Regions from separate parts of the Homo sapiens genome. Here region 2 is linked to region 1. Evidence: chromatin loops called from intact Hi-C (ENCODE). Cell type or tissue: PC-3. All regions are shown on one strand. Each heading gives the region's core, and the rest is flanking DNA. Links, peaks and the distances in the headings are about the cores only.

Region 1 (5,391 bases), core at 183-5,182:
TCACTCACTGTTGCATCCCTAACAGGCAAATCTGAGATGCCCAATACATGTTTGCTAAACACAAACCATCACAGCTCCTCATAAAAATGTCTCCATTGAGCTGTGATTTAATGCCATCCCTTTCTGTGGGCTGAGAAATGCCTACTTGGACAGGGGTTTAGCATCATTCAGGGAGACTGCATTTCAATATATATATTTCTTATTTGTTTAAAATGTTTCTTTTTATACAACCAGCATGCTTTTTTTTTTTCTTTTACAATCTGGTATTTCCCTTTAGTGGGGAGGATGAAGCAGAATGGGAGGGAAGATTGCCAATGTTATTACTCTTTGATGATAACATAGGATTAGAACCCAAACATAAATTACTCCTAAATTCAGAGAGAAAAAATAAAAACAAAAAAATTATCTTTCTTCAAACTTCTATGCTTCTTTATTTGACAATAAGAATTTTATAAACCAACATCTTGTTCTTTTCTCCTTAGCATCCAGGATGTTTAGAACTAAATTATTCATTCTAGACATAGGGTTTATCTGATATTTCATCTTAATTATTTTTGATGCTTTGAAAAAAAGATTAACCTATTAAACATATTTTAACAAACTAAGCAATGTAAAATCATTTTTTTGATCCAGGCATAGTATAACCAACATCCTCAACAGCTGAAATTAAGCAGTCACTTTCTGCAGCATCAAAACTGCAATAAAGGGAGTCTCTGAGCCTACTCTGGTTCAGAAGCTGCCTACAAAACAATAAAATATTTTTTAAAACTGCAGTAAAGCCTTGAAAAAAAGTATGCATCTCCCAAATTTTGGCAAAATCAGCCCCCCTTTTCCTAAATTATTTTGATACATTTTAACAAGCTTCAACTGAGATTTTTAAATCACTGCATATTTACACATCTTTAAAAGTTTTCTTGGCTGGGTGTGGTGGCTCATGCCTGTAATCCCAGCACTTTGGGAGACGGAGGTGGGCAGATTATCTGAGGTCAGGAGTTTGACACCAGCCTGGCCAACATGGTGAAACCCTGTCTCCACTAAAAATACAAAAATTAGCCAGGCGTGGTGGCGCATGCCTGTAATCCCAGCTACTGGGAAGGCTGAGGCAGGAGAATCGCTTGAACCGGCAGGTAGAGGTTGCAGTGAGCCGAGATTGCACCATTGCGCTCCAGCCTGAGCAACAGAGCGAGACTTTTCTGAGACGGAATCTGTCCCTGACAAGGGCCAAACAAACAAAAAAAAAGTTTTCTTTATTTTATTTATTTTATTTTTGAGATGGAGTCTCACTCTGTCACTCAGGCTGGAGTGCAATGGTGCGATCTGAGCTCACTGCAGCCTCAGTCTCCCAGGTTCAAGCGATTCTCCTGCCTCAGCCTCCCGAGTAGCTGAGACTACACGCATGCGCCACCATGCCCAGCTAATTTTGTATTTTTAGTAGAGATGGAGTTTCACCATGTTGGCCAGGCTGGTGTCAAACTCCTGACCTCAGGTGATCCGACCACCTCGGCCTCCCAAAGTGCTGGGATTACAGGCATGAGCCACCACACCCAGCCAAAAGTTTTCTTTTATCAAGCATTAGACTGCCCACATTAACATACAAAACCTCAGCTCTTCATTATTTTTCTCCCAGAAACCTTCTGACTGGCTTAATTTTGTCCTGGAATAAAAGGCCTACTTAAATTGAGAAATAATTCTGTGTAACTATGAAAGCAGTAACTTCTCAAAATAAAATTTTGCCTTTCTACTTGGAGATGCCTTAGAAATAGTACTACAAAAAGCAACAACCAAAAAAATGAAGATTAGCTTCTGAAACAAATCTTTGTGAGAAAAAAAAGTAATGCCAGTCACAAAGAAAGAGCACTTATATAAAGAATCTGCCACATTCCCCACATAGGAGAGATGTGCTCCTAGAAAGTTGAAACCTATTTTTCTACTGCCATAGTTTAAAAGCCGGCAGGGGTGGGGAGTGGGGGAAGAAGGAGGGGGTGATACATTTACAATTTCAGAGCTCTTCAAATAGTAGGCAATGTTGACATGAAGTTGCAAGTGTAAATATTTGTTCCCTTCCTGGTTTATAAATTTCATGATGATAAAACTCTGTGTATAGAGCCACTAATTAAAAAGGAATCTATTTGCCTTGTAGGATGCTTGAGGTTGTATGTTTATTCAAGATGAATAAAGTGGTGCACACTAGAAAGGAACAGGAATTAGAATTTTGAACTTCATTGGTTTAACAAGTTCCTCCTGGGAATGAAAAGAGACTTCATTTGTCAAATCTGAGAAGGCTTTTCAGATGATAATTTGTGTGAAGATGCAGCAGTACATACAGTAAAAAATTATCTCCCCTGACCTTGAAAGGAAAGAAGGATGATATGTGATCAAGAAACAGCAAATTAAATGTTTGAGAAAAAGGAAGACAGGCTGGGCACAGTGGCTCATGCCTGTAATCCCAGCACTCTGGGAGGCTGAGGTGGGCAGGTCACTTGAGCTCAGGAGTTCGAGATCAGCCTGGCCGGCATGGTGAAACCTCATCTCTACTAAAAATACAAAAATTAGCCGGGTGTGGTGGCGTACATCTGTAATCCCAGCTACTTGGGTGGCTGAGGCAGGAGAATCTCGTGAACCCAAGAAGTGGAGGTTGCCATGAGCCACTGCACTCCAGCCTGGGTGACAGTGCAAGACTCCATCTCAAGGGAAAAAAAAAAAAAAAGAAAAAAAGGAAGACAATTTTCCATTACTTTGGTTTCAGGGTCACTTAACATTACCATTTAATGGTAATCTAGTAATGAGGTCCCCTCACTATTCAAGATTGCTTTAATGTGCTACACATAAGAACTAGCTAAACAAAACTGATTACTACATTACACATACAGATGACAGCCAGGATTGCTATTATTTACTTACATACTAAGTGGAATCTAGACCTTAAGCCTGAATAGCCACCACCACCACAAACAACAAGATCTTATTTTGCACTAGGAATGTTTAAAGCACTCTGTGTTTATTAGCTAATTTAATTTATCCAACATTTTGTTCTTGAAATGACTATTATCCCCAATTTATCTAATACAAAATATTTTTAAACATGTATCTCACACCCATAGAATATACAACACCAGGAGTAAACCCTAATGTAAACTATGGGCTTTGGGTGATAAGGCTGTGCAATTACAATGTGTCATCAGATGTAACAACCATTCTGGTGGGGGAGGTTGATAATGGGGAAAATTGTGCATGTGTAGGGGTAGGGAGTACATGAGAAATCTCTGCCCCTTCCACTCAATTTTGCTGTAAATCTAAAATTGCTCTTCAAAAAAAAGTCTACTTTTAAACACACAAACACACACACACATACACACACACACACACCCCACACACACCACCCACACACAAAACATAGATCTCACACAAAGAAGTAACTTCTAACCCTGCACACAGCAAGTACTCAATATTTGCTAATGGCAAGACTGGAAGTACAGGATGACTATGAAATCAACTAAGAAAGGCTGGGCATGGTGGCTCACGCTTATAATCCCAGCACTTTGGGAGGCCGAGGCAGGTGGATCACTTGAGGTCAGGAGTTTGAGACCAGCCTGGCCAACATGGTAGAAACCCTGTCTCTACTAAAACTACAAAAAATTAGCTGGGTGTGGTGGCGCATGGCTGTAATCCTGGCTACTCGGGAGACTGAGGCAGGAGAATCCCTTGAACTAGGAGGCAGAGGTTGCAGTGTGCCGAGATTGCGCCACTGCACTCCAGCCTGAGCGACAGAGCAAGACTCTGTCTCGGAAAAAGAAAAGAAAAGAAAAGAAAAATCAACTAAGAAAACAACTAAGAAACTGACAGACTTACAGCCTATCAGTCACTGAAGAAATAAACAACATATGACAACCTACAGTAACCACCCAAGTGAATTTGTCTTTTGCTTTCTTATTCCCATGGGGACTACAGGACCTCTGTGATAACATAAGTTCCTTCTACAATGATCCTGTATGTGCCTTTCCAATTTTTCATAACTTCAAGTAAGAAATACGTTCACATCATGACCTACTATACACATATGTGAATATTAAACTAAAATAGAAGTTTCATGAAACATTACTTACCCTTTTACACAAGGCATGCTATATTTTTATTCTGTTTCTCTTTTTTTTTTCTTTAATGCTGATAGGAACTCATTATGTTGATTTCACAATCAATTAATGAGAGACAATTCAGTTTGAAGAACACTGATTTCATGCCTATATTTTGGTTTTCTGGGTAGAGTAAAATTTCTGTCTGCACCTGATAACTCTAAATGAGTCATTTCATCTCCCTGAGTCTCACCTCATCTGTGAAATAAATACCTGTATTAACTACTCATAGAGTGGCTGAATTGAGGAAAAGAGAGAGGGAATAAAAAGACCTTGGGGAGAAGATTCTATTGGAATTCAGTCTGCAACCATCAGGGTGCACCAAGTGGGGAACATCTACCTCCCTCTCTCTCCCCTAAAATCTCTTCCAATCCATGAGCAAGTTCTGTTAAATATGTTCTTCAAAACATATTTCAGATCTGTCCTCATCTCTCCATCCCCACTGTCAAAACCCCAGTCTATGCCTCCATCCTCACAAAGGCCTCCTCCCAGGCTTGCCCTCCTCTACCCTTGCTCCTCTATAGCTCCCCTGGCCACACAGCAGCCTCGGTGACCTTTAAAAAGTTTTATTTTATTTATTTATTTATTTATTTATTTATTTTGCTGCTGCTCAGACTAAAGTGCAGTGGCATGATCATAGCTCACTGCAGCCTTGTATTCCTGGGCTCAAGCGATCCTCCTGCCTCAGCCTCCTGAGCAGCTGGAACCACAGGCACATGCCATCACATCTGGCTTTTTTTTTTTTTCATTTTTTGTAGAGATGGGATCTCTCTATGTTGCCCAGGCTGGTCTCCAATTCCTGGCCTCAAGCGATACTTCCACCTCAGCCTCCCAAAGCACTGAAATTATAGCCGTGAGCCACCATGCCTGGGCAAAAAAGTTTTATTTTGAAAAAATTTCAAACCTATAGAAAAGTTGCAGGAATAATTCAATAAACACCCATATGCCCTTTAAAACTGGCCACTTTTGCTTTATCTCTCTTTTGTGAATCATTTGAGAATAAGTTGTAAAGACCATGATCATTCACCCCGCTTAAGAACAAGGTCATTCTCTTCATTTCCATAATGTATTATCAGACTTAGGACACTTAACATTGATATAAGAGTATCATCTAACAGTCAGTACATATTCCAAATTTGCCAGTTTTCCCCAATACTGTCCTTTACAGTAAGTTTTCTTCCTCCAACCTAGGACCATTTAGTTTTCATGTCTCTCGATGACTTTAAAACATAAACTAAGACAGGTACAGTGGCTCATGCCT
Region 2 (5,391 bases), core at 1-5,000, 95 kb before region 1:
GAGAGAATAACAATCACCTATATTTTAAAGCAAAACATAAATGATTTCTTTTGATAAGATCTCAACCTACAACAATCGTTGCTTTAATTTATTTTTCGGTCGTCCAATGGGTTTTGCATATCGTCGTTTTATTTGTGCAGCTTTCTCATGAAGTAGTTTTCTTCCCTTTTTCTTTGGTCTGCAGACTTGGCAAATCCACATCCCTGAATTAATATATATATGAGAAAAATATTTTAATGTTTCATTTTAAGAGAAGATATTAAATATAAGTTGTAGCTGTAATAAGCTGCTCAAGGATGCCTGTATGCTGAACTTTACTCCAAAAAATGCGTCATTCCCTTTGTCATTTTCCTTAGGAAGCCATCACTAAGGTCAATTTCCCTGGAGTGAAGGTGGTGAGGGCAGAGGTGGCCCCTCTCTCAGAATCCTTCCATGAAGCTGTTCCCAACATGTCATTAAGCCTCTCACCAACACATAAACACACATGAAAACTCGCCCCTGTCAGATATTATATCTTTTGATTTGAGGGAGACATTTTCAAATCAGTCCATTTTTGGAATTTCTAGAAGAAAAAAAAATTGTCTTATCATCTCTTTCTGGAAAGTTCCAACACTAAAAAAAAATTATCAGTATAAAATATAATTTTAAAATTTAAATAAAAGTTTTGAGTACTGCAGAACTACAATGATTCAAACTATACATCTAGCATAGAGAAATAGGTCAATGGATAAGAATGGAAAGACCAGAACAACCAAAGCCTACAGAAAAGTTTAGCATATCAAAAGGTCATATTTTAAATCAGTGGAGAAAGGATGAAATGATTCAATAAGCATGATAGAACAAATAGCTATCTATCTGGAAGAGGAATTATTTCCTATCCTTTACAAGAATAAATTCTAGACAGATGAATATTGTAATATGAAAAAATAAAATGTTATAAGTACCAGGAAAGATATGTGGATATTTATATAATCTAAGCATGACTGACATTTAAAACTGAAGCCATAAATAAAAAGATTCATGAATATGACTACACACAAAAAAAGAGCTTCTGCAAATCAGGAAGAAAAAGGTAAAAATCCCAAGAGAAAAATGATTAATGGATAAAAAGAGGTACTTTAGAAAAGATGATATACAAACAGCCAAGAATAAAACACAAGAAATGTTCAATCTGACTACTTAAAAAGAAATAATCAGACATATTTCTATTATCAAACTGGTAAAATTTTAAAAATAATAATACTCTAATCAAATCTAAGATACTGTATGATGCATCTGACTTCAAAAATATTAAAACATTAAAAAAATGTGTCTTAGACTCAAGGAGATATAGTAACGGTGAGTACTGGTCACAATACAGGAAAATAGGTATCCTTCTATACTGCTGGACAGCCTGAAAACTGATACAGCCTTTCATGTATCTAGCCTTTGATCCAACAGTTCCTCCTCTAGGAATTTATTTCAAGGAAATAATTGTGGATGGAAAAAATTGGAAACATTTGTAATATCCACCCTAAGGGACTGGTTAAATAAATTAGAGTTCATTTATATAGAGGGTTGGAAAATCAAATACCTCCAGGAAGGACCTAGATTGTATAATGTATGTGACTGAAGCAAATTGGAACGTAAGACAGCAGGGAGTAGTGAGATTGTGGCAAACTGGAGCACACACGCACCACCCAGAGGACTCAGATTCAAACTTGTAAAAATATTGTACCAACAAAGCATATCTGTGACCCATAGTTGCCAGGTTTGTAATCCCTGCTCTATACTATGGAGTTCTACATACTTATTAAAAACTATGTTTAGGAGAATATTTAATGATGTAGGGGATGCTTATAATCTATTAAGAGGGAGGAAAAAGTACATTACAAAAACATGTACAGAATGTTCCATTTCCCTTCAAAGGGTATGTGAAGGCAGAGAAGGAAATTTCCAATTCATTTTTATTTTTATTCCTTTTTTGTCTATCTGTACTTTTTAAATCTTCCACAATGTAAATTATGGATTTTATAATAAAAAGGCAAAGTTATTTTTAAATGTTTAATATATTGCAAAATGAGGGGAAAAGGCTGAGCTTAGCTGATTTACACAATAAACAGAAGAAAATCCACATTCCATCAGACACAATCAGCTATAAGATCATTCAGATGCTCGTGTTCAAAATATCAACTAATGGCCAAGAAAATGGTGATGGCTTCCTGTTGTAGGACTTTGGAGTCACTATCATCCTCAAAAATATAAAATTTGTTAAGCTCTTAACACTGTGCTGAATAATATGGAAAGTGTTCTAAACTTTTGACCTTAATAATCTAATCTTATTCTAATAGGGGAATGGTTTGGAGAGAGAGATGGTCTTTTCATCCCTGGGTCTGAATTAGAGCCTTTATTTTATATATATGTATATATATACACATATATATATGTATTTTTTTCTATGCTTTTATACTCCTCTATTCACAACCTGTGCTAAACTCAGAAGTATAGGGAAGGTGGGAGGGATGAAAAAAATGCTTAAAGAACCTGTATACCTCTGAGCTGTCAGACCTCAGGACAAAGCTAACCAATATGTAATAAAATACATTTTTAGTACAGTTTAGAAGTTCACCTTTTGGCATTCTGGAAAGTGGTGGGTCACAGCATTCCATATGAAATCCTCTATCACAGGAATCACAAAAAAGCATATTATCCTGTAATATAACATATTAGAGACTAATTGAGACTGAAACCAACTGTAAAAGGCCAAAAATTCTTTTGTTACTGGATTAACATTAATACAATATAAGGAAAGTGCACCAAGATCCTGGTTGCAGTTTGACATCATGTGTATTTAAAGCTTTAGAAAGAAAGTAGCCATACTCTATAAAAATGAAAACACCTTAACACTGGAAATTAGCGAGTTACCTGGAGGCGGATTACGGGAGCCATACTTACAGCATTTCTGCCTTGGACTCTACAGGCACTGCATGTCTTGCATTCGATGCACTGCCACCTTAAGGCCTTTACATTTGTTGTTAATTCAGGACAAAATTTCAAACAGGATGGGTGTCCTATGAGAATAAAAAGCAAATTGCTTGATGGGAATGGTGCCTTTGACTTTTTTAAACTCCCATTCCCTAATATTTAATAGATAGCTGATGAGGCTAGCCAATGAACCTTAGGAACTTGAAAATGCCAACAGATCAGAGAATCCGAATTACAGATTTTCCTTTCTGCCTTTTCCCCTTGCCTTCTTTCCCTGTATGTAACAAAATGACTGTACGAATGTTTTCCCTAAGAGAACTTAATTTATACCAATTCCAATCTGAAGCCTTTGAGAACTTGAAGATAACACAGGCTCAGGCATTCTTACTCCTGCACCTGTACTTGCCGTCTTCATCAACCACCATCTACCCAGGGGGTCCTGGTTTGCCACACACTGAGGGGAGTTGCCAAAGTTCAAACAATTCCTGCTCTCTGTGTGTGATGAAATCATAAAACTCAACAGATAACTAAATAAAAAATTGAGGCTGCTTAACATAACTACAGATGCCCTCCCCCACCCAAATCCAATAGCACACAAAGAACATCCCATTGCTGGGCTAGACAGAGGATATTCCATTGCCATCTTGCCCCTGGGTCACTGAGTTTAAACTCTGGAAGCAGGAGCAGAAAACAGTGAATTTGAGAGACAGAGTTAAGAAGCTGAGAGATCCAGGTTAAACAGGACCCACCAAGAAGTGTGGCCTCAGCAGGTTCCCCCATTTTCCTGTTTGGGGCACACTTTTCACCTAGCAGCGCTCCACACACCAGGTCTTACTGCTCACTTCACAGAGGAAAACTGGAGACCCTGAGGGGCAATGCCATTCAAAGGAGCCAGCCATGAGCCAGTGTGTAATAGATTCCTCCAAGAGGTGTGCGGAGCGTGAGCCTAGATTCTTTGGAAGGCTGTACAGTTTAAAATCTAATGGTCTTTTATCACATAAACCCGAAGAGATCTCCAAACTTGATTTTATTTTTTTAAACCTGGTCTTTAAATAGTAAGAACATTAGTAAATCCCATGTGAAAGAACTTACAACCAAGCTGCAAAGGAAACCTGAGGGGTAATAAAAAAAAGCAGATTCTGCAATTTCAAAACTGTTTTATAATTTCCTGACTTTGGCAGGCTCATTGTTTAAATATGTATTTTGGATTGCTGCCAAAAAGGTCCTCCTCCCTAAAGCTTAACAGGTGCTTCATAAAATTCCACCCACCAGGAGATTTGGCTTTTTGAAGTAAAAACATTCAAAATCAATCACCAATACCGTTAATAAAAGCACACTATTCCTGAGTTAAAAAAAAAAAACTCTAAACATCTGTATTTAAGATGTTGAGAAAATAAAATATTGTCACAGGATTATGACCTCAGGCAGGAGAGACACCCAGGCAGATGCATTTAACCTGTGACACTGTTCTTTTATGAGGCTTCTCTCATTCAAATGAATGCAAGGAAAAAGTCTGAATAGATAAAAATGGTATCAATCTCCTCTTTCTGCTCAGGAACGGCAAACAAAGACAGCTTGCTTGTCGACTTCTAAGAAGCACACTGAAGCGGGGAGGGGAGAGGTCTACTTTGATCAGAGCCCTCCCCTCTGTCCCCTTATATAGTGAGGAGGGTAAAAACTTAACTTTTAAAGAACAGCAATTTAAATTCCACCCTTAAAATGGATCCCATCAGCTTAAAAGTATACCACTTACTTCCCCCCTCTTTTTTATTACTTCCTGTAAGGCATATATCATGGGCACATATGACCTCAATTTCACGCACTGAATTTTTCTCTACATTCAAATCTGCTTTTGTACTTTGTGACTTAATATTCAGTAACTAAGGTAATTCACATCATATTACAGCTTACTATTTATTCTCACAGGTATCTTATGAAAGACAGACTTTTTAATAATTATGCAGTTTGAAAATTAGTGGATTTCAGCCATTTTCAATCAGGGGCAAGGAATATTCTTTCTCTTAATGGTTTCTCTCACTTTAAGCAATACTGTATCTCAACTACTACTATTTAAGCTACCCTATCAAATTCTAAAATCTTCAGCCTATCTTTCCTTTAGGCAGCAATCTTACCTTTATTTAGCTCAAGAGAATTGGCCATAGATCCCTTACAGTTCTAAATTTCTATGATTCTGTAAAGGATGCTGAGGGATGAAGAAATATTTCCATTTTATTTTCTCATGGCCAACTTTAAAATAACACAAAAGACCGTAACGTGTCTTGATATACTACTGCACAATCTATAGTAATTAGATAAAGGAAAGCAATGCTACTGATCAAGTAATTCCTTACCTCTGGTTTAGCGATTTCATAAACTCAACAATTTCCTCTAACACTTTAATTTTTTTTTTTTTTTTGAGACGGAGTC

Evidence for each region. A loop is a pair of places that touch in the nucleus more often than their neighbours do. Peaks named below come from ENCODE experiments on the same cell type or tissue, not always from the same donor. Only the 100,000 strongest peaks of a DNase experiment are listed, where the experiment ranks them.
Region 2: it touches region 1 in a loop (2.7-fold over the local background); 1 of 110 quality-filtered maps calls a loop at or near these places.

The regions. Positions count from the first base shown.
Region 1 is chr10:74,872,791-74,878,181 of GRCh38, reverse strand. The region is part of intron 3 of KAT6B (lysine acetyltransferase 6B); the gene reads right to left. Among named protein-coding and RNA genes, the nearest start is that of KAT6B, 49 kb to the right of the region's middle. In PC-3, for the core only: no CTCF peak of the experiment used is centred there; a DNase peak (open chromatin) is centred at 2,101; H3K4me3 peaks cover 400 bases; H3K27ac peaks cover 1,505 bases.
Region 2 is chr10:74,967,319-74,972,709 of GRCh38, reverse strand. KAT6B (lysine acetyltransferase 6B) reads right to left here. Exons shown (of 18, transcript NM_012330.4): 5 at 2,935-3,050; 6 at 2,609-2,690; 7 at 71-203. Among named protein-coding and RNA genes, the nearest start is that of SNORD172, 52 kb to the left of the region's middle. In PC-3, for the core only: a CTCF peak has its summit at 2,987; a DNase peak (open chromatin) is centred at 4,179; H3K4me3 peaks cover 1,317 bases; H3K27ac peaks cover 1,302 bases.